Regions from separate parts of the Mus musculus genome. Here regions 1, 2 and 4 are each linked to region 3. The links are chromatin loops, found by intact Hi-C in ENCODE. Cell type or tissue: left cerebral cortex. All regions are shown on one strand.

Region 1 (5,000 bases), 310 kb before region 3:
CATCCTGGACCAAAGACCCCAGGATGCACAACTCCGCGGCTCAGGGAGGCGGGGCGGGGTCGGTGAGTGCAGCCCGCGTCCCCCCTAGCCACCGAGCCCTCCCTGGCGGCCCGCGCGCTCACCTCCAGAGCTTGCCCAGAGTCTTGCTGAGCTCCGCGTTGTGCAGATGCGGGTACTGGTCTGCCAGCTTCCTGCGCGCAGCCTGCGCCCACACCATGAAGGCGTTCATGGGTCGCTTGACGTGTGGCTTGTTCTTGCTGGAGCCGTTGACGCGCACGGGCATGGGCACCAGCGTCCAGTCGTAGCCCTTCAGCACCTGGCTGACCGCCTCGCGGATGCACACGGGGAACTTATCTTCCTCGCTCTCCTTCTTCAGATCCGGCTCGCCCTTGGGGAAGGTGTTCTCCTGGGGCCGGGTGTTCTCCGTGTCCGAGCCGGAGCCCGAGGGACAGGGCGAACCAGCCGAGTCCTCCGACATGGTGGGGCTGGGGGCGCCAGACAGGCCCTTCTCCTGCTCGTCGGTCATCTTCATGAAGGGGTCCAGGAGATTCATACGCGAGCCCGGGGCAGGGGGCGGGTGGCCGGGAAAGGCGAGAAGCCGCGGCGGCTGGGGCTCCTCTTCCCTCAGCTGCCCGGACGCGGACGCCGAGCGAACGGCTCCCGGGGAGGTTGGCGCGTCACCGGGCTGCGGCGGCGGGCACTTAGCAGAGGCGCTGGGTGGCGGGTCTCAGCTGCCGGCTCTAAACCCGGGGAAGGCGAGTCGGAGCGGAGGAGGAGGGAGGGAAAACAGAGAACGAAACCGGGGCCACTTGCACCTCGTCTCTCTTGCAAAGAAAAGTTCCTGGACTGAAACTGGTAAAGTTGTCGCTCCCACAGAAGTTTCCAGGCAGTTCCGAGCAGCGCTCTCGGCTCTCCGACTTCCAGCTCAGGGTCTCTAATAAATACTCCTCCTTCACGTTAGATACCTCGGGCCAATCACGGCTAGCTCTTGAGTCATCAGTGTTGGCAAGTCGCTGATTGGACCGGATTTTGGAAGGGGGGCTGGGGAGGATTGTGGCTCCGGGTTGGGTGACGAGACAGGAGGGGAGGAGAAGGGAGGGGAGCTCAGCCAGAGGGTGGATGGTGGGGTGAGGGGACTTGGAGGGGGGCGCGGGGCAAGCGGGGGACCCGGGACGTCCGAGTGTGTAAGTTTGCTCTCTACTCTCGGAATGTCACAGTTTTGGAACGGTCTCCGTGTGAACCGATGTGTGTGTGTGTGTGTGTGTGTGTGTGTGTGTGTGTATGTGTGTGTGTGTGTGTGTGTGTGCGCGTGCACGCGAGCGTGTCTAGACTAGGACCCTCCACAACCCCCCACCCCCACTTTTCGATGCTGTCTCCGTGGTACCCGGGACTTCGCTGGCGTTTACAGCAATGGAAATTGCAACAGCTGCTCGTCAAAGCGGAGCTGGGCTTCTGCGCCTGGAGTCTGCCGGCTTCCAAAAAAAGTGCTTAGAAATGGTCTTTTGGAAGCAAATGTTTGGGTGACTCAACGCCCGCTGTTCTCTGTAATAATCCATATAAATAGATTAACGCGCTCTGGTTCAACGAAGCTGGTGTGGTGACTGGAGCTTCTGCTGCGCTCCCGCAGTGGGGAATCAATGAAAACCAAAGCCGAGCACCAGGCAAAGGCTGGCGGCAGGGACCGCGCAGTCCCCGGCTCTTGCGGCCGGTCCCGTGGGCCACGCCGACCTTGAACTGACAAGTCCTTTCCCGGCCCCTCCAGTACTCTGACGCCCCTCGTAGTCAGGATTATTACTTTAGAGTTCTGCTTCTTGCCTCCTGACTGAGTCACAAACACCGTCAGGCTCGCCACTGGAGTTTGCAAAACTACTCCGGGGTTGAGGGCGAAGTTTGCAAAGGTGGCAGGGCCGGGCGGTGAGGCCGAGAAGGCCCTTGACTTGGACTGGAGACTCCAGACAAAACGGGCCACTTTGGCGGAGCCCTGTGGCTCCCTTGCTTGGGCCTTCCTTTTACCAGATACCTAAGAGGGCGAAGCTCTAGGCGTCTGGACTTTAGTTGCGTCCTCTTAGACCTGCACACAGGTGGGCGTTCTGGGGGAGGCCACTTAGGTGTCCGTTGCACTTTAAGAGTGCTTGGAGCCGAAGCTGCGTGTTTACTCAAACTCTTAGAGCAAGGTTGGCTAAGGGAGGAATTATCTTTTCTGGAACGAATAAAAATCTTAGTTGCCACCGGGCGACATGCCCTCGGAACCACAAACAAACTCACAACGGTGTAAAAAAAAAAAAAAGATAAACAATTTCATTTAAACATCCCCTTTCTGATTCTTGCAAAGCTTCGCTTTGAACTTACTAAATTATTGATAAAGCGAATCGGCCTGTATCATATCAAAGACAGGTTCCTCCCCTCTAATTTGCTAAGTGTGGACACTTAGACATAAACGAATCTTTTCTTTGGGATGCTTTTGAAAAGCTCGTTTTCCTCTCGTTTTCTTCCGAAGTGGGCATTTGTTATTTGGGGAAAGGAACTCGTGATAGCAGCAAGCTACAACTCTGTTCAGTCGAAGTTTCTTTTCAAACGAATGTTCCTAGCATTGCATGTCTCTACTACCCTGTAGCCTGTTTACGAGTTTAAGAGATTTACAAACAATAGCCATATATTCGTAGCTCCGATTATTCTCACAACGTGTAGGAAAATATATCTTTTTTTTTTTTTCCAGAGTAGGGGACCAGGTTTTGTTCGTGTAGACGCACTTCTATGTTCTGGGATGGAGGTATTTGAAGAGACCAGGGGCCACTGTCAGATGTATTAAAACAGCCAGTTGTAATTTGTTGTAATTATCACGTATTCTGGCACAAAGGCAACGAAAACGACAGTGGCCTTAGGGCATTTTGAAATATTTTATTAAGTATTTGTTCATGAATACATCCATTTATAAATATACCCTTAATACAAAATATGGAGAGATATAATGTGCTGCGACATTTTAAATCGTGAAACTTCTTACATATTTCTACGCCTCCACGAAAGTGTGTTTATATTCTTGATCTTTTCGGGGAGAAACTATTTTTAAAAAACAGTTGACATGAAAATTACACTGCAATTTTCAGCAACATCCAGAGGGGGCGCCAAAAGCCCAGAAACTGGTCTGGAACTTTGAGAAACTGCTGGAAAACTTTCCTTGAGGTGGACCAGCAGGGGCCCGGGTGGGGGAGGTGGCAGTAGCGTGTTGCTTGCGGTCAGTTCTGTTTCCAAGATGAGACTTATCTCTACAGGAATTCCTATTTTTATTCTTTCCTGTGCCGATACCACTGTGTTAGGGGGGACCTGGGAAGTGCTTGTCTACAGGGAATTGGGGTGGGAAAAGCACTGTAGATGCTCACTGTTCTCATTCACAAACAACCTGGAGAACGAGAGGAAGGGGGAATACTCTGCTCGTTCCCCAGGTGCCAAGAGTTATCAGGTGTGCCAAGATCAGGCCAAGTCTGTCCTTTAGGTACCATCAGTTTAAGAGTGGCTGGGCTGGCATTTCTTCCAGAACAGGTAAAGTCCACTCCCAAGCAGCCCTTCAGGGGATTAGTCCGCTGTGACTTGACTCAGTCACCCAGGACTCTCCTTCCTGACTTGATTCTGGAAGTCTTGCATTATTCTTCAGGCTTGAGGTAGGGAGGGGGTAAGCATCCCGAGTCCAGACTGTGTTTCGATTACGGACTGGGAATGTGAGTCTTGCTGCTCAGTGTTAGCTGTACCCTCCTGCCTAGAGGTGGATGGATGATCTGGGGTCTGCAGCCTCCTGGGTATGAGGGCTGGAAAGACTGAAGGCTAAGATGAAAGGGGCTTCCCAACACAGAGGCACTAGAGGATCCCAAGAGATGACCTTGGGAAGTCCTCATCTAGGATTCCTCCCACCTTTTCTCCCTCCAGCAATGCAGGGCCCAATTTTCCTGGTAGAGGCCTGTAGATCCTAGCAGTCCAAATGGGGACAGGGGTAGGTGTGGTGTGTGTGTGTGTGTGTGTGTGTGTGTGTGTGTGTTGAGAGGGCTCAGGAGTACTGCTAGACCTAGAGAGAATCCAGCTCTTGGTGGGCAGGAGGGAGGGTGTGAAGGCTCAGTCACTTGCATTTTCTCCACATGAAGAATTAAGGGAAAAAAAAAACAACCCTCCCTGCTCCAAAAATCCTTAGCAAAGTGGGGACCTCGTCTAAAGCCATTTCCAACACGGTCCCAACTTCTAAGAAATATTAGTTTGGTGTGGTGCGTGCTGACAGTTGTACCCCGCAGTAAGACACCAACCCCGGGTTACATTCAACAGTGTGATCCATGAAAGGGCTACCTCATTTTGTCATACAGTTCCCTGACTCGGTCCACGTGAAGCAATCTCACAGGATTTATGCTTCAAGCTGGACACGAGGTCCCCGTGCACAGGGCTCCCAGCCGCTCTTCCGTGATTTCCATTTTTCGCTGAGGCATGCAATGTTTGTTTTTTGCTTTTCCAGCCACAGTTTCCTTTGGGAAGGGAGCGCCAGGTAAGCCTGGGCAGGCGCTGGGCTTGGTAGCAACAGCAAGGGCACAGCGGGGGGCTTGGGCTGGGGGCGGGAGCAAAGCTGCAGATTCGAAGGTATGCAGTAAGTATCTTAATAAGTGCGGCCTTTGGGCTGTTTGCTTGTGTGAGCTTAGCGGCCAGACCTCCCAGCCTCTACACATACACATGAGCCCATTTCTCTCCAAATGGGGACCTATGTTACTCAAAATGACACAAAACCCGGAGACCCTAAAATCCCCCCCCCTCCCTGCAGCTATCAGTCAAGACACCAGTGGCTGCAACCCAGAAGGACCTCCCACCTTCAGGGAGTATGAGGACCAGAGACTCTAAACTGTCTGAGCCTTAAAATGGGAGTGGAGAGGAGGGAGGGAACTTTTCTCCCTCTCAAGAGACAGCAATCCCAAGAGAAAACCATCAGCCTAAAAAATATGCCTTTAGAGGTGGTACCTGGGATGAATTCC
Region 2 (5,000 bases), 140 kb before region 3:
AGTGGATGCTCACAGTCAGCTATTGGATGGAGCACAGGGCCCCCAATGGAGGAGCTAGAGAAAGTATCCAAGGAGCTAAAGGGATCTGCAACCCTATAGGTGGAACAACATTATGAACTAACCAGTACCCCGGAGCTCTTGACTCTAGCTGCATATGTATCAAAAGATGGCCTAGTCGGCCATCACTGGAAAGAGAGGCCCATTAGACACACAAACTTTATATGCCCCAGTTCAGGGGAATGCCAGGGCCAAAAAATGGGAATGGGTGGGTAGGGAAGTGTGGGGGAGGGTATAGGGGACTTTTGGGATAGCATTCTAAATGTAATTGAGGAAAATACATAATAATAAAAATATTTAAAAAAAAAGAGGCCTGTTGGATCAAAACGCCATCATTACAACTTTATTTAATCTTACTGCCTTCCTCAGAACTATTCCTGTATACAGACACACTGGGTGTTGGAGCTTCAGTGTATACATTCGAGAGATTGTGCTTGTCTGTATCAAGGGGTTATGGGAGGAATCAGAGGCCAGATTGTGAGATTTTCTTAGCCCAGGGAATGAAGAGTGTGTTTTATTCTTATTATAGTGAATGCTAATGGGCAGCTTTGAGTGGTCATATTCTATCATGGTATGACTTCTATAAACAAACAAAGCTGTCTGCCTGGTAGAGAATGAATTGTAAGAGATCAAGAGAAGAAACAATGCATCCAGCTAAGGGCCATACAGATATTCTAGTGTGATGCCTGGCAACTCTTTCCTAGAAAGGCTCAGATAGAAAATTGTTTAGACTTTTAAGGCCCAAAGTCTGTCACAAAGACTGGATTCTGCCATCAAAATAAAATCATCTGTGGATAACGTGTAGGTCATTATTTTAGCACCTCTTTCTAACAGACACTGGGCTGAATTTGGTGATTGAATTGTGGTCTGTAGACCTTTGTTGTAATCTAGAAATGGCCAAGGCTTGGTTCAGACCCTAAAGAAGTAGGGAGATGCAATGAGACCCAGCTGACTCTGGGCTGTGTGAGAGGCAACCCTGAGCCTTCTGTAAAGGAACTATGAGAAAATCAGAATGAGGACAGAGCCAGGTACCTTCTTTCTGAGATCCACTTTCTTGTGTGTGTGTGTGTGTGTGTGTGTGTGTGTGTGTGTGTGTGTGTGTGCTTGTGTGTATGTGCATGTATGCACTTGTGTGTGTATTCATGTGTGCACTTATATGTATATGTGTATGTATTTATGTATACATGTGTGCGTGTGTACACATGTGTGCCTGTGTGTATACTGTGTGTATGTACTTGTGTGTATGTGCATATATGCACTCTTGTGTGTGTTCATGTGTACACTTATGTGTATACATGTGTATGTATTTATGTGTACATATAGGTGTATGTGCCTGTGTGTATACTGTGTGTGTGTGTGTGTGTGTGTGTGTGTGTGTGTGTGTGAGAGAGAGAGAGAGAGAGAGAGAGAGAGAGAGAGAGAGAGATTCTCATGTTCATGTGTACATGTGTGTGGGAGTCAGAAGACTGCTGCAGGTGTCATTTCTCAGACACAATCTACCATTTATTTTATTTTTTGATATATGGACCCCCACTTGTCTGGCATTACCTAGGAGGTTAACTATCAAGCCCCAGGCATCCACTTACCTCTGCTTTCTCAGTGAAAGTGCGCACCACTGTGTCTAGCCACTTGTTTCTTAATATGTATTCTGTGAATCGAATCCAGGTCCTTATTCTTGCACACCACGGGGATATGTATTTGCCCCCAAGATCCTCTTTCAAGCATTTGCATTCACTACAGGGATGACTCACTCCTCATTGCTCAGAAGGGACTAACGCTTATGTTCCTGTTACAATAAATAGGGGAAATCAGGTGGCTATCAAAAAAATGTAAGTGCTGCATTCAATTAGTAGAAAATAAGATGAACTTGAACCGATTTTACAAATCCAGACTTTCAACTCCCTCCTCCAAAGCAGCTCTTGGGGGCAGAGTGGGAAGAGATGGTGGGGAAGGATTTCTTAAAGAGGAAGGAATCTTTTACAACTGATATTATTTAGACTCACCGATGCAAGGTACCAAGAGAAAAGCAGGCCCACTCTTAATTATTTCCATAATTGCCTTTAAACTCCCAACCTTCAGTTTACCTTTTTATTGCCTGTGCCCAAGGCAGGTGTACCCCACTGTCTCCCACCTCGCCCCAAGGAAACAATGAAGCCCTTTGACTAGCATCTCTCCATGTAAATGGTGAGACAGGTATTTAGTTCTAATGCCCCTATAAATGTTCAGTGTGATGTGCACATATCCCCCCTCCATGAAAAAGAAAGTGGGGGGATTAAGAACTGGTGGGAGACAAAACAGCATTAATCATTCACGGTATGATGGAGGTCTCAGTAACCAGGAATCTAGCAATTTTTCAGTTGCAGTCATTGATTAACACAGGGGATTAAGTAGCAGCCATTGGGACATTTTATACACTGTGGCCAAGAACCTGAGGTGCAAAGGAACGTCTAGCAGGGCAGGTCCTGTCCCCAGAGGCCTCCACTCCCTCTTTCGCACACTGTCCAGGTTACTTTCCCATCTTCGGGAACACACTGTGCTGGCTCGGGCTGCAGAAGCCTCTCGCTGTAGTAATGAAGGGCACACTTGTAATGTTGGGCTCAGTGACAAGAACAACACGAAATAGCCCTCTACCCACCCACTGAGAAAACCGAGTGTGTCACACTTCTCTGTGTCATGCCTTTAAAAATATCCCCACCGACGGTCAGAGGAGGCTCAGGTTGGGTTTGAGGAGTGTTTAGTGCAGAATGGCACCAGGTGGAAAATGTCTCACCAGAAGCTCGTGGACCCCAGGGAAGGACATCCGCCTGCCTTGCATGTGTGTGCACGTGTAAGAATGAATGCTCAAGGGAAGTGGGGGGTGGGCGGCAACGTCTTCACTCTCTGCTCCCCTCTTTTATTTCTTGTTTAATTGCATGTTCCTGACAAAGGGGTGTGGTCCCTGGCACTGAAGCCCAGACTCTCCTCCACCTCTAACCACACTGGGAGAGGGATACTGAAGGCTTCTCAGCACTCAGAATGGATGGAAATATCCACCCAGGGGCCAGCCCAGACCTCAGGCTTCTCCCAATTGAGGTTTCAGTAGCTTCAGAGGAGGCACCAGGAGGAAGAAACTGGCTTTTCCATAAGGCTCCTCTTAATGTCCCCCACCTTGCTTCCTTGCTTATGAAGAACATACATAAACTTGTGTCTGCTGGGATTCTTATTCCTGAGTGTAGGGTGTGAGTTCAAACAATAGCATGGGCCATTTAACTCCCCCGCCCCCCACTCCGTGGTTGTCATTTGCCTTTGGTATGGAGTCTCCAGCACTTACCAGCAGGACAGTTTTGGCAAGTTCCTTAACCTTTAAGCCCGTGTTTCCTGACTTGTGAAAGAGGATAAAAGTGGTGCCTGCTCTTGAAGGTTGTCGTGGAGTGTCAGTGAAATGCTGGAGGCCAGCTCCAGACTCCCTGTAAGCCTCCTAGAAATGGGCCTGCTTTTGTAGTTTCAGAGACTTGATGGTTGATAACACAAAGAATCAACTTTATACTTGATTACTCCAAGACAGAAAATGCACGGGGACCCTGTGTTCTCCAGGTCCTATCTTCCCTGACCCTGCGGCTCCTCTTAATTGTACCACCAGAAGGAATGTCCTCACCTACGTCAAGCATCTGCAAGAAATCTTGCTGACTTCTCTGCCTGGAATAGTTGACTCCATGACATTACTATTGCTGGCTCCATCATAGTGTTCTCTCTCTGTTTCTGTCTTTGTCTCTCTTTCTCCCTTCTTCTCTTCCTCCATCTGTTCCTCCATTCATCCCTTCCCATGAGTGTGTGTGTGTGTGTGTGTGTGTGTGTGTGTGTGCTTGCTTGCTTGCTTGTCTATGTGCACTCACATGTGGAGGTCATGGGCTGACTTCAAGAGATGTGCCTCAGATTCCATCCACTTCTATTTTTGAGACCAAGCCACTGGCCTGAAGCTTGCTGATTAGACTCTGCTGGCCAGCAAACCTAGGGATCTCTGTCTTTCCATTTATCCAGGGCTGGAATTACAAGCGTGCCACACCACACTCAGTATTTGACAGGGTTTCAAAGAGTCAAACTCAGTACTCTCTGTATGCATGAAAATCCTATTACCAACTAAGTTATTTACTCAACCTCTTCCCCATCTCTCAAGACTTGTAAACAATTACCAGAGTGAATGCGAGCCTGTGGAAGCAAGTCATTGAGAGGCCAGGTGAATGGGGGAAGGCATCGGCTTCCTGTTCTGGAGACACAAAAGAGAACCATCACACTCCCTTCTCATTTCTCTTCAGTGTGAAGTTCCCTAAGTTGATTGAGTCTGATCCCCATGACCATTAAACATCAAAACATAAACTCTAAGGTCATCACTGAGAAAGCTAGCAGGAAGCTCAGTTGACTATTCACCCACCCACACACATTCCATGCTTTTAACAGGGACAAAAGAGTTGAGCTCTGGCTCTTCCTCCCCACTAACCTAGCTTGAACGACACATACTGTGACTAGTTCCCCAAAGACCTTAGTTCAAGGTCAGGTGTTTCAGGACGAGTTTGCATTTTATTTTGTGATTTGTAAAGGTTTGCTGGCACACTCTCCTCAATGCCTGAGTCTTCTCAGACCTGTCAGGACCTAGTAATAGAAAACTTGCTTCGGATGGCTGTTGCGTTCCACTTTGAACACAGTAAGTAATGCTCTCTTCAGATGTGAAACAGAAGCCTGATTGTTCGTGTCTGGTCAAGGGAACTTGTGATCCTTCAACAGCTTGGCTCCTTACAGTGACCTACAGCGTTTTCCTTTGCCATTTCACTCATGGTTTTAGAAACAAGTAGAAAGTTCCACTCTCTAGTTTGTATCTCTTCCCACTGTTGAAAGACCTTAGTTTGTTGAGCTCCAAAAGAGTGAGCAGCAACAATTGCTCTCTGAGCGGGAAGGCTCCATTCAGGAGT
Region 3 (5,000 bases):
AGGAAGAGATTAAAAAGGAAGCAAGAGAACAGAAGTCCTGGAATGTACCTTGTTCGGAAGTGCGGTGTCTTCCCCAATGATGGGCCTGGCACTGGGCTGAGGATGGAGGCCAGGGTGTGATGTTTTGTAGGAGGCAGCTAAGGAGGAAATGGCTGTCTAGCTAAGGAGGTCATCCAGTGAGACTGGGAAGCCTAGTGTAACAGGGCTAAGAGTCCACGTAGCAGAAAACTACCAAAGCAAAGTTATCCGCATCCATCTGGAACACAGTTCTTTGCAAAATACAGAGCCTTCTCCTAACTGCTTCCCATGGGGGATTTTCTTTTAAAGAACTATTTAAAAAAAAAAAAACAACCCAAAACAAAAAACAAAACAAAACAAAACAAAAACTTCATTAATTTTTCCTACTAGGACACTCATCCCAGAACACAAAATATATTCACATATTGTAAAATGATATCACGAATAAGCTTGGCCCGTGTTGAAAGATGTATGCACCAGTGTACACATCAGTACATGGTGCATATGCACGTGCCATGAAGCACAGCCTATGTGGAGAACAGAGGTTGATAATAGGTACAACGTAGCTCTCTCCACTTTACTTTTTGAGATGTGGTTCCCCACTGAACCTAGAGCACATTGATTTTGCAAAGCCAGCTGGCCAGCAAGCCCTCCCAAAATCCATGTGTCTCCGACCCCTAGAATTGAGGTTACAGACACACCATTGTGCCTGGCTTTTGTATAGGTGTTAGGAATTCCAAGTCAGGTGCTTGGACAGAAACCACTGTATTCATCCAGCGATCTCCCGAGATTCCACCTTGATTTTTGAGACAGGGTCTCTCACTGACCTGGAGCTCATCAAGTAGGCTAAGTTGACTGACCAGCAGGCCTAGGGAATCTGCCTGTCTCTGTTTCCTTAGTGCTGGAATTATGAATGTGGGCCACCATAATAGGTACTTTTATACACAGATTTTGTAGATTGTGTCTTACATCAATAAGCCAAGTGCATTACGCACTGACTGAACCATCTAGAAGAATGTTCCTCTTCTGTTTGTGGTTCTTCAGTTCTGCAAACCGAGCATTGCAGAGAAAGGAGTAAGACTGTTAGGACTGGAGAGCAGGGAGGGGCACTGTGAAATGCTGTCAGAAGGTCACAAGATGTGGCTGATGCTCACCCGGAATTCACTGTACTTACAGCTATCTCACAAAACCTGCTTGAAATCAAGCCAACACCACCAGAGACTATCCAAGAAGGTAGCATTAAACGGGCATAGAAGGTTATGAGGAGAGTAAGAGGAGAAGGGGGAAGGGGAGAGGGAGGGGAAGGGGAGAGGGAGAGGAAGAGGGAGAGGGAGAGGGAGAGGGAGAGGGAGAGGGAGGAAGAGAGGGAGATGAAGAGGGAGGAGGAGAAGGGGAGATGGAGAGGGAGGGGGAGATGGAGAGGAAAGGAGGGAGAGGGAGGGAGGGAGGAAGCAAGGGAGAGGGAGGGAGGGACAGAGAGAGGGTGAGGGAGAGAGAAGAATTGATGTTGGAAAGGGGGTGTATTAGTGTTGGGGGTGTCAGAGAATTGGGAAGAGGAAGTTGGAGTTGGATATGATCAAGCTACATTGTATACATGTCTGACATTTTCAAAGTGAATAAGAATAATTATACAAACTAAGTGTGTATCATGAGTGTGATCACACTTTCGAAGTAGTACTGGGGAGGGGAGATGGTCTTGGGAAGAGAACTGCTAAGAAAGCCCTAGTAGAGGCTGGCAAGAAGAGAGAAGCCAGCTTTGTAATGTTATTTAAAACAAAGTCATTTTAGAAGGTAATCTACAAATGCATGTCAGTGATGAAAAGAAGACAGGAAACACACAGGAGGAGCTGGTGGCTGGAAAGGGATGCTAGGGATGTGGGTCGCCGCATCTGTGGGAGGAGGACCAGGGCCTGACTCTGTCTTATGGAGCTGATGGGAGAAGTAAGACTTTAGCTCGTGGAGAGAGAAAATGCTCCATGCATTTCCCTGAGTCTTCAGGTTTCCAACTTGAGTGTCTCCTCCTAGGACTCATCCTGTGACTCACATTCCTGACTCATTCCTTTAGCTCCAGCAAGCAGAGGGGCTGCTTGGCAGGACTCCTCACTGCTCAGCTGTGGCGATGAGTTTGTCTGTCTCTAACTCTGCCAGTCTTATTACTTTAAATTGGTGCTTTTTTTTTATCAGATGGGTGCTTTGCTTCCAAATCAGCGCCTTCTTCTTGGTGGTGTCATAATAACACTGAGAGAAGTAACATCTGCTGCCATTTATTGAGCCTTAAATACATACCAGGTGCTGTGTGAGGGGGCTCAGAATTTGGCAGCTAGCAACTTAAACTCTGTCAGATTGCTGATTCCAGTCTTGCTTCCAGAATTTACTGGACAGGCCTAAGGACAGAAAATCTAGATCTTAGTTTTGCTATCTGCAAAATGGGTATAATATTATTTCATCATCCTTAAAAATGTTGTGTTTAAGTATAGTGTGTGTGTGTGTGTGTGTGTGTGTGTGTGTGTGTGTGTGTGTGTGTACACTTGTGTGCATGCACAGGCCAGTGGTCAAATTAAGTGTCTTCCTCAACCACTTATTTACCTGATTTGTTCAGACAAGGTATCTTACTGAACCCAGAGTTCAGAGTTTGGCTAGACTAGCTGGCTAGTGAGTTCAGGTATTCTCCTATCTCTTTATTCAGGAATGATGCGTCCCACAATGGATCGCATCATGTCATATCAATTAATGTTCACAGTAATCCCCCACAGATATACCCACAGGCATATAGGCAATTTCTTATCAGTAATTTCTATTCCAAGGTGTCAATAGCATACTTCCTGACACAATTTAGCAACTGTAATTTCTAGAACATGAGTTTTTGGACGATTGTTCTTCTCCAACTTCTATAAGAAAACATGGGAGCTATGTAGGCCATTTTAATCAATGCTAATGTGGATGATAGGAGAAAAAAATAGCTAATCTGATAATTCATACCAGTTTATTTCCCTGAAATTTGACCCTGGAGTCTTTGAGCAGTCTGCTTGTGATTATTTTCAAAAATACACTTGTTTTTATCATTGAAACTTTGTTACTGAAGGTGGGGTAAGAATTTTTCAATGGTGAAAGAAGTGTTCCGTCAAGATAGATTATTAAATATGTGTAAATTATTTGGGGGAACCTCACATTCTGTTTCTATACAGTGCTGTGTTTAGACAATGCCAGTCCTAGACTGATATTAACAAAGATGTTTTTGTTTTTATTGACTACCTATAGAATTACACACACACACACACACACACACACACACACACACACACACACACAGAGAGAGAGAGAGACAGATAGACAGACAACCCTCATCTATCTATCTATCTATCTATCTATCTATCTATCTATCTATCTATCTATCTGTGGAGAGAGTATTTATTTATTTATCTATTTATTTATATGTCCATGACATATGTACAGACGTCAGGGACAACATGTAAGAGTGAGTTCTCTCTTCCTACTGTATATTTACTGGGAATCGAGTCAGGTCTTTTTCTGGGCAACAAGTCCCTATACCCTCAGAGTCACCACCCTGGGCTCCACAAAATAATATATTTTGATTATAGCTTTTCCTAAAAGCTCTAAAAGCACATGGTTACTTGTGGGAGCTCACAAGGCTCATGTTCACGGGCTTAACGAAGACCATGGTAATGACAGAAGTCACTGCATGCAACTCATCTTAGAAAAGACTCAGAGGGGAGATGGGAAGAGAGTTGGAAAGTGGGAAGATGGAACGAAGCTGATTAGATAATTTTATAGTGTTCTCTTCTCCTGGAAAACTTAAAAACGGTTTGTGTGAGAGCAGGGTTAACCTAAACATTTTAACCTGTCAGTCACAGCATGTTTGTTGACCTAAGATGGGCAGATAGGAAGAGAATTATTAGGGGGAAAAGTCCTCACCCCATCTCGGTTATCTTGGCAGTAATTTCAGGATTTTGTTTTCCAACCTGGCTAAGTAACCCTGAGAAAATAAATGCACTGCAGGCCGTATGTGTATTTTATATTCTCTAATTTGTTTATGGCAGGAGTCACTGGCTCATCTTACCCCCTCCGACAGCCACTGTCTCCGTCCCATCTCATTGCTGGTTTTATGCCTATCCTTTCTTCTCTGCAGTTTGACATTGTCTTTGCGGAGAAGGAAGAGGCAGCTATAAGATGTCAAGAGCCAGCTTCTGGAGAGGACTTGGTTTCTGGAATGATCCTGGAAGTGTTGAGGCTGCATTTCCTTGGCTTGTCTGACTATATCTGGTAGGCCAGGGGCAGCATGTTGGTATTGTCAAGGAAGAATCCAGAACCCTCCTAACTCAGGGATGGGACTCTTTCATCCTATTCCTCTCCTTGCTGCTTCGATCTATAGATCTCATACATGCTAAACTCAACATTTCCCTGGATCTGTCTTACTTAGGTTCACCATAGGAAGGCATCTAATAATAATAATAATAATAATAATAATAATAATAATAATAATAATAATAATAATAAATGAAAATAACAAAAGAGATCAGGGAACTCCCTTGTCTTAGTTTTTGATTTCTGGGATAACAATATGGCCAAGTTAGCTTGTATAAGGAAGAGTTTACTTGGGCTGACATCTGCAGAGGAGCAAGACTCCATCTCAGCAGGGAGGTACAGCAGCAGGCTGGCATAGCTGTTGGAGCAGAAAGCTGAGGACTCACATCTTATCTCAAGTACAGGACAAAGAGAGGGAACTTGAAATATGGCACTCTTAAAGCCTGCCTCTGGTGACATATTTCCTGCAGTAAGGCCACACCTCTTTAACCTCCTCGAACCTCACCATCAACAGGGTACCAAGTGTTCAAGTGCTCAAGACTGTGAGGGCCATGCTTTATTCAGACCTCCACACCTCTTGATATTCTCTCTCTCTCTCTCTCTCTCTCTCTCTCTCTCTCTCTCTCTCTCTCTCTCGTGTCTGTAGATGTGTGTGCACA
Region 4 (5,000 bases), 170 kb after region 3:
ACATAGGCCAGATGAACACCCTTGGCAGTAAGCATCTTTATCCACTGAGTTCTTTTGCTGCTGCCTCCACTACCAAATTTCTACCCATCAGATACGTGCGCAAACATTCACTAAAAGCATTCACTCGAGTGCCTACAGCAATAGCTTTTGAAGTGTCGAGAACTGGAAACAACTCAGATGCTTTTCAGCAGCACAGCGGGTAAAGAGCTTATAAACAGATGCACTATGGTTCCGTCTTATATATAAATACCAAGAGGCAAAATGAATCTGTGCTATTTGACATCAAGATATTGAGACTGGAGAAATGGCGCGGTCAGTAAAACGCTTGCTGTGTAAGCCTAAGGACTGACTTGAAAAGATCTCTAACAGCCACGTAAAAAGCCACGGACAAACACCTGTAACCCTATCCCTGTGGAAGTTGAGGACTTACGCGTGAACATGCATAAACATATAGATACGTCTACATAGCACACATATATACACATAAGACAATAATGTTGGGTAATAGACTGGTGGGCTGGGGATGCATCTCAGTTGGAAGATTCCTTGTCTACCAGGCACAAGCTCGGTGTTGAATCTCCAGAAATGCATAAACTGCTCATGATGCCACTTGCCAGTCACTTGTGAGGACTTCGTGGCCATTCTACTCCATAATGTAGAAGTCCGGGTGCCAATCAAATCATCCATTGTTGGGAGGCCATGACTGGTAAGATGCCTGAAGATAATTTGAAGGTTGGAGAACTTTCTATGACTTGGTCAGGGGGCTGCCACCCAGGTGTGCTCGTTGTAAAATTTCAGAGCACCAAATATATTTGCTGCATTCACTTTTTTTTTCTTTCTGTACACGTGTTTGTTATTTTTTTTTCAATAAAACTTTAAAACATGCAGGTGGTGTTGTGGAAACCAGGAGTGTATATTTATGTTCTTTACCTAAAGCTTGGCTGTAGGTAGCGCGGTTCGGTGGAGGTTTAAGAGGCTCAGTATTGAGCAGGTAGAGGAGTCAGAGGTGGGCGCTGATCCCCAGCTGCAGGCTGGGCTGCCAGTAAAATAATTTACCTGAGATGATGCCTCAGAACTGAAGAGCCATCATATGTCGAGTGCAGGATGCTTGCTAAAGATACCTATACCCATAGGTTAGTATGGATTTAAAGACACCACAGAGGCTGGGTCCACAACAGCCCCACGTGTAGTGATAAGGAATATAAAAAACAGGAAGGATGAAGACAGGTGCCCAAACTCTCCTTTGAAATGTCACAATTTTTGTCTTTCAAGGGTCATACATATTTCCATATTTGAACATGGTCTTATTGCTTTTCTTTCTCCATTCCATGATTCGGGTGATCACAGCACTTTGAGTGAGCTATATGTTCCTGATTTATAAAGCCTATTCATTTTTTTAATGTGTATGTGTTTTCTGCTTCCGTGAATGTCTGTGTATGCACCTCACCCATGCAGCATTCACAGAGGCCAGAAGAAGGCATTGGGTCCTCTGGGACTGAAGTTGCAGACGGATGTCGGTCACCATGTGGTCCCTGGGAGTTGAAGCTCGGTCCTCTATAACAGCAGTCAGTGCTCTCACCTGCTGACCTATCTCTCCAGCCCCCATTTATTTATCTTTTAATCCCTAGAAGACAGACAGGCATTATGTGCTATTGGTTTCTCTGCTGCTTTGCTAAGTGATACCGAGACAATCCTTTTTACCTTGAATTTCATCTGTCAAGCAATGCTTAGAGTAATGTGGCCCACATACGACACTGTTGTACCTTCTAGGTTTACTACTAGGAGTGACTCTAGGAAACTAATTTAATATGAAATCATGTAATCCCTCCAACAGCTCTCTACTAACACATTCATTTTCTGTCTGTTATTAATATTCACCAGTCCTTTTGGATCCCTCCCAGGGGAGGGCTTTGTGTGGGTTCTTCTGCTATGGGTAGTTCTGGAGGGAGGCACCTTGCCTGGAAACCAAAGGAGCACACAGGGTACAGTGTAGCATAGTGTTAGTCCTGGCGGCCAGATAGGGCTTGTCATTTGTGTCCCAGAGAAAGGTCCTGCTGTTGAAGGCTTGAGTGTAGGCAAATAACATATTTTAAATGCTGTACAGCATACGGAAATTTCTATTACTGCAAACATTTGGTTTGGGTCTGTGCCTGTTCAGCATATTGCACATTTCTAAATTAAGTCTCTTCTAAACGGAGTAGTTATGATTCAGGCCCCCAGTTCCCTGTGGGTGGAGAGCCCACAGTACGTGTTGGGCACTCAGTTTTCTTCAGCTAGCATGTGCAGATCCGAATCACAGCCTGGATTTTTAATTCTGTAGAGGCAGAGGTGGGCTGCTGGGCGGGGCTGAGACTTGCTGTATAGAATATTGAGCTCCTGAAACTCTGGTCCATATGGGATGACAGTGGAGGAGCAGAGAGCTTCAGTTCACAAATGTCTCTTCTCTGAAAGGCCTCGTATCATAAATTTGAAACACCAGACTTCTGATGGAAGGAATCAGGAAGGGCCCTTTCATATGCCCTATACATCCACGTCTTTGTAGAGAGTATATCCTTCTAACACTAAAACACAGTGTTAGTGGAAGTCTGCTTCTTGGAACTTTCTTGGCTTTTCTATTTTTCCAGTTATTGAACAAGTCCTGCTTTTTTTTTCCTCAGAAAGTAAAACATTACCCATAATATAACAGATACGTGGCAGCTCTTCATGCCATTTGGCAAAGTGGTGATGAGCTTTCTACTTTAAAAAAATAAGCCATAGATTTATTATTTTGACTAGATCACAGTCAACATGTCTGTGGATATTATAAACTTGTGCCACAATATCAGCGTTGACTTATTTAAGATGAAATTATCCATGGGGTTATTGAAATGGCTCAGCAGCAAAGGTGCTTACCTCTGAAACTGAAGACCTGAGTTTCATTCAAAGACCGATACAATGGAAGGAAAGAACTGACTCCTGCAAGCTGTCCTCTGTCTTCCACAGGCAAGCAATGCCATGTATATAAACACACGCACACGCACACGCACACACAGGCATGCACACACACACACACACACACACACAGAGAGAGAGAGAGAGAGAGAGAGAGAGAGAGAGAGAGAGAGAGAGAGAGAGAGAATGAGCACACAAACAAATAAATATAATTTAAAAAATCAAAGTATAAGGCTGGAGAGGTGTCTCAGTGATTTAGAGCACTGGCTACTCTTCTAGAGGAACGGGGTTCAATTCCTGGAACACACATGGTGGCTCCCAGCTGTCTTTAACTTCAGTTCCAGGGTATCTAATGTCTTCTGGCATGTGTTGACACTGCACACATGTGATGCTAAGGCATACATGTAGACAAAGCACTTATGCTGGTAAATGAAAAAGTGAGTGAAGGGCAGATAAGAAAATAAAATAATAAATAAAAAAGTAAACCCTGCAGTTCTCTTGATTTCTCGTACTACTTTCCTGACAAAATTTGCCAGCATTTGACCTGCATCTGCTCTCCTTATAAACAGGAACGTGATCTCAATTTGCATCAGAAATTAGCCATCAGTCAAAACTCTTAAATGAGAAATGCCTAGAACAGCACACGGCTCTGATGTTATGATTGCTTGCATGCTCTCAGCTCAGGGCCTGAGATTTAATTGTAATTGAAACACACACACACACACACACACACACACACACACACACACACACAAATCCAAAAACAAACAAACAAAAAAACCCTGTAGAGTTTAGGTGTGTTTTGTTATAAGAAGGTCTTTGGTTTTAATCTACTTGGAATTTCAGAAGAAATCACATCTGTCTGTCTAAAGATATAAACTTACAACTCCACCTAAGTGGGTTTTCTTCTCTTTTAAAGGCTGTTTTTGTTTGTTTTAACTGCTATAAAATTATTATAACTTTATCACCATGATGATGCATAGAGAGACTCGGAATGATAGTATAGAATCTACAAATTAAATGACATGTGCACATACAAAAGCTTCCTTTTTAAATTTGCTTTCTTTTTTCTTTTTCTGTTGGTGGTGGTGGTGGTAATTCAAAAAATGTGCAATGAGGAGAAGAATAGGATCTTCAACAAATAGTGCAGAGAACACTGGGTATTCAGTAACATAAATGGACAGACTGTGTGTGTGTGTATGTATGTATGTGTGCATGTATGTGTGAGTATGTAGGTGCATGTATATGCATGTGTACATGTGTGTGTATGTGTGCATGTATGTGTGAGTATGTAGGTGCATGTATATGTATGTGTACATGCATGTGTGAGTATGTAGGTGCATGTATATGTATGTGTACATGCATGTGTGAGTGTGTAGGTGTGTATATGTGGGTGTGCATTTGTCATTTCCTTATGCCTTGCTGAGAGATTTGTTTCTTTCCCTTGATTTTCTTATCAGAGGAAGCTTCATGTCAGGTGGACCACGGCGGAACTTTCTGCTTGTGGCATTGCTGTACTGACTAAGTTTGCTGCTAGGAGTGACTCTAGGGAGCCAATGTAATGTGAAATAATGGAGTCCCTCTCACAGCTCACTAATGAAATTGGGGGGGTAGTTTTTCATATTCATAATTCCCCATCAATCCCTGTGAGTGAAGGGCACACACAAAATGGAGATCTTTACCAGCACCGAAACCACCACCAGAAAGTAAAATAAAGTTGTACACTCATGAACTGAAGTAATTGAGCTATGAGTGGGAAAGATGGGATGTTTTTAGGATATTGGTTTAAGGAGGTTTTTTTTTTTTTTTTTTTTTTTTTTTTTTTTTTTTTTTTTTGGTTTTTCGAGACAGGGTTTTTCTGTATAGCCCTGGCTGTCCTGGAACTCACTTTGTAGACCAGGCTGGCCTCGAACTCAGAAATCCGCCTGCCTCTGCCTCCCGAGTACTGGGATTAAAGGGGAGAGTTTTTAAAAATAAAAATACATGAAGCAAAAATAAAAATTGTCACATGACATCACACACGACGATAGAGTTTTGTTCTCAATGAAGGGTATGATAAACAGGGCTCG

Evidence for each region. Peaks named below come from ENCODE experiments on the same cell type or tissue, not always from the same donor. Only the 100,000 strongest peaks of a DNase experiment are listed, where the experiment ranks them.
Region 1: a loop joins it to region 3, with 3 times the contacts of the local background. A loop is called at or near these places in 2 of 42 quality-filtered maps.
Region 2: a loop joins it to region 3, with 2.8 times the contacts of the local background. A loop is called at or near these places in 2 of 42 quality-filtered maps.
Region 4: it touches region 3 in a loop (11-fold over the local background); 3 of 42 quality-filtered maps call a loop at or near these places.

Annotation. Positions count from the first base shown.
Region 1 is chr11:112,778,138-112,783,137 of GRCm38, reverse strand. It overlaps Sox9 (SRY (sex determining region Y)-box 9), which reads right to left and starts at 928. Exons shown (of 3, transcript NM_011448.4): 1 at 123-928. The coding sequence starts at 553. RefSeq lists a promoter at 599-1,106, a cis regulatory region at 1,308-1,322 and an enhancer at 2,099-2,887. In left cerebral cortex, a CTCF peak has its summit at 3,117; DNase peaks (open chromatin) are centred at 1,516, 1,990, 2,404, 3,202 and 2 more places; H3K4me3 peaks cover 2,154 bases; H3K27ac peaks cover 1,652 bases.
Region 2 is chr11:112,608,949-112,613,948 of GRCm38, reverse strand. No RefSeq gene overlaps it. Among named protein-coding and RNA genes, the nearest start is that of BC006965, 100 kb to the left of the region's middle. In left cerebral cortex, no CTCF peak of the experiment used is centred here; a DNase peak (open chromatin) is centred at 2,740.
Region 3 is chr11:112,467,669-112,472,668 of GRCm38, reverse strand. No RefSeq gene overlaps it. Among named protein-coding and RNA genes, the nearest start is that of BC006965, 240 kb to the left of the region's middle. In left cerebral cortex, no CTCF peak of the experiment used is centred here; a DNase peak (open chromatin) is centred at 2,129; H3K27ac peaks cover 856 bases.
Region 4 is chr11:112,296,225-112,301,224 of GRCm38, reverse strand. No RefSeq gene overlaps it. Among named protein-coding and RNA genes, the nearest start is that of Gm39461, 140 kb to the right of the region's middle. In left cerebral cortex, a CTCF peak has its summit at 2,004; DNase peaks (open chromatin) are centred at 1,518 and 2,251; H3K27ac peaks cover 257 bases.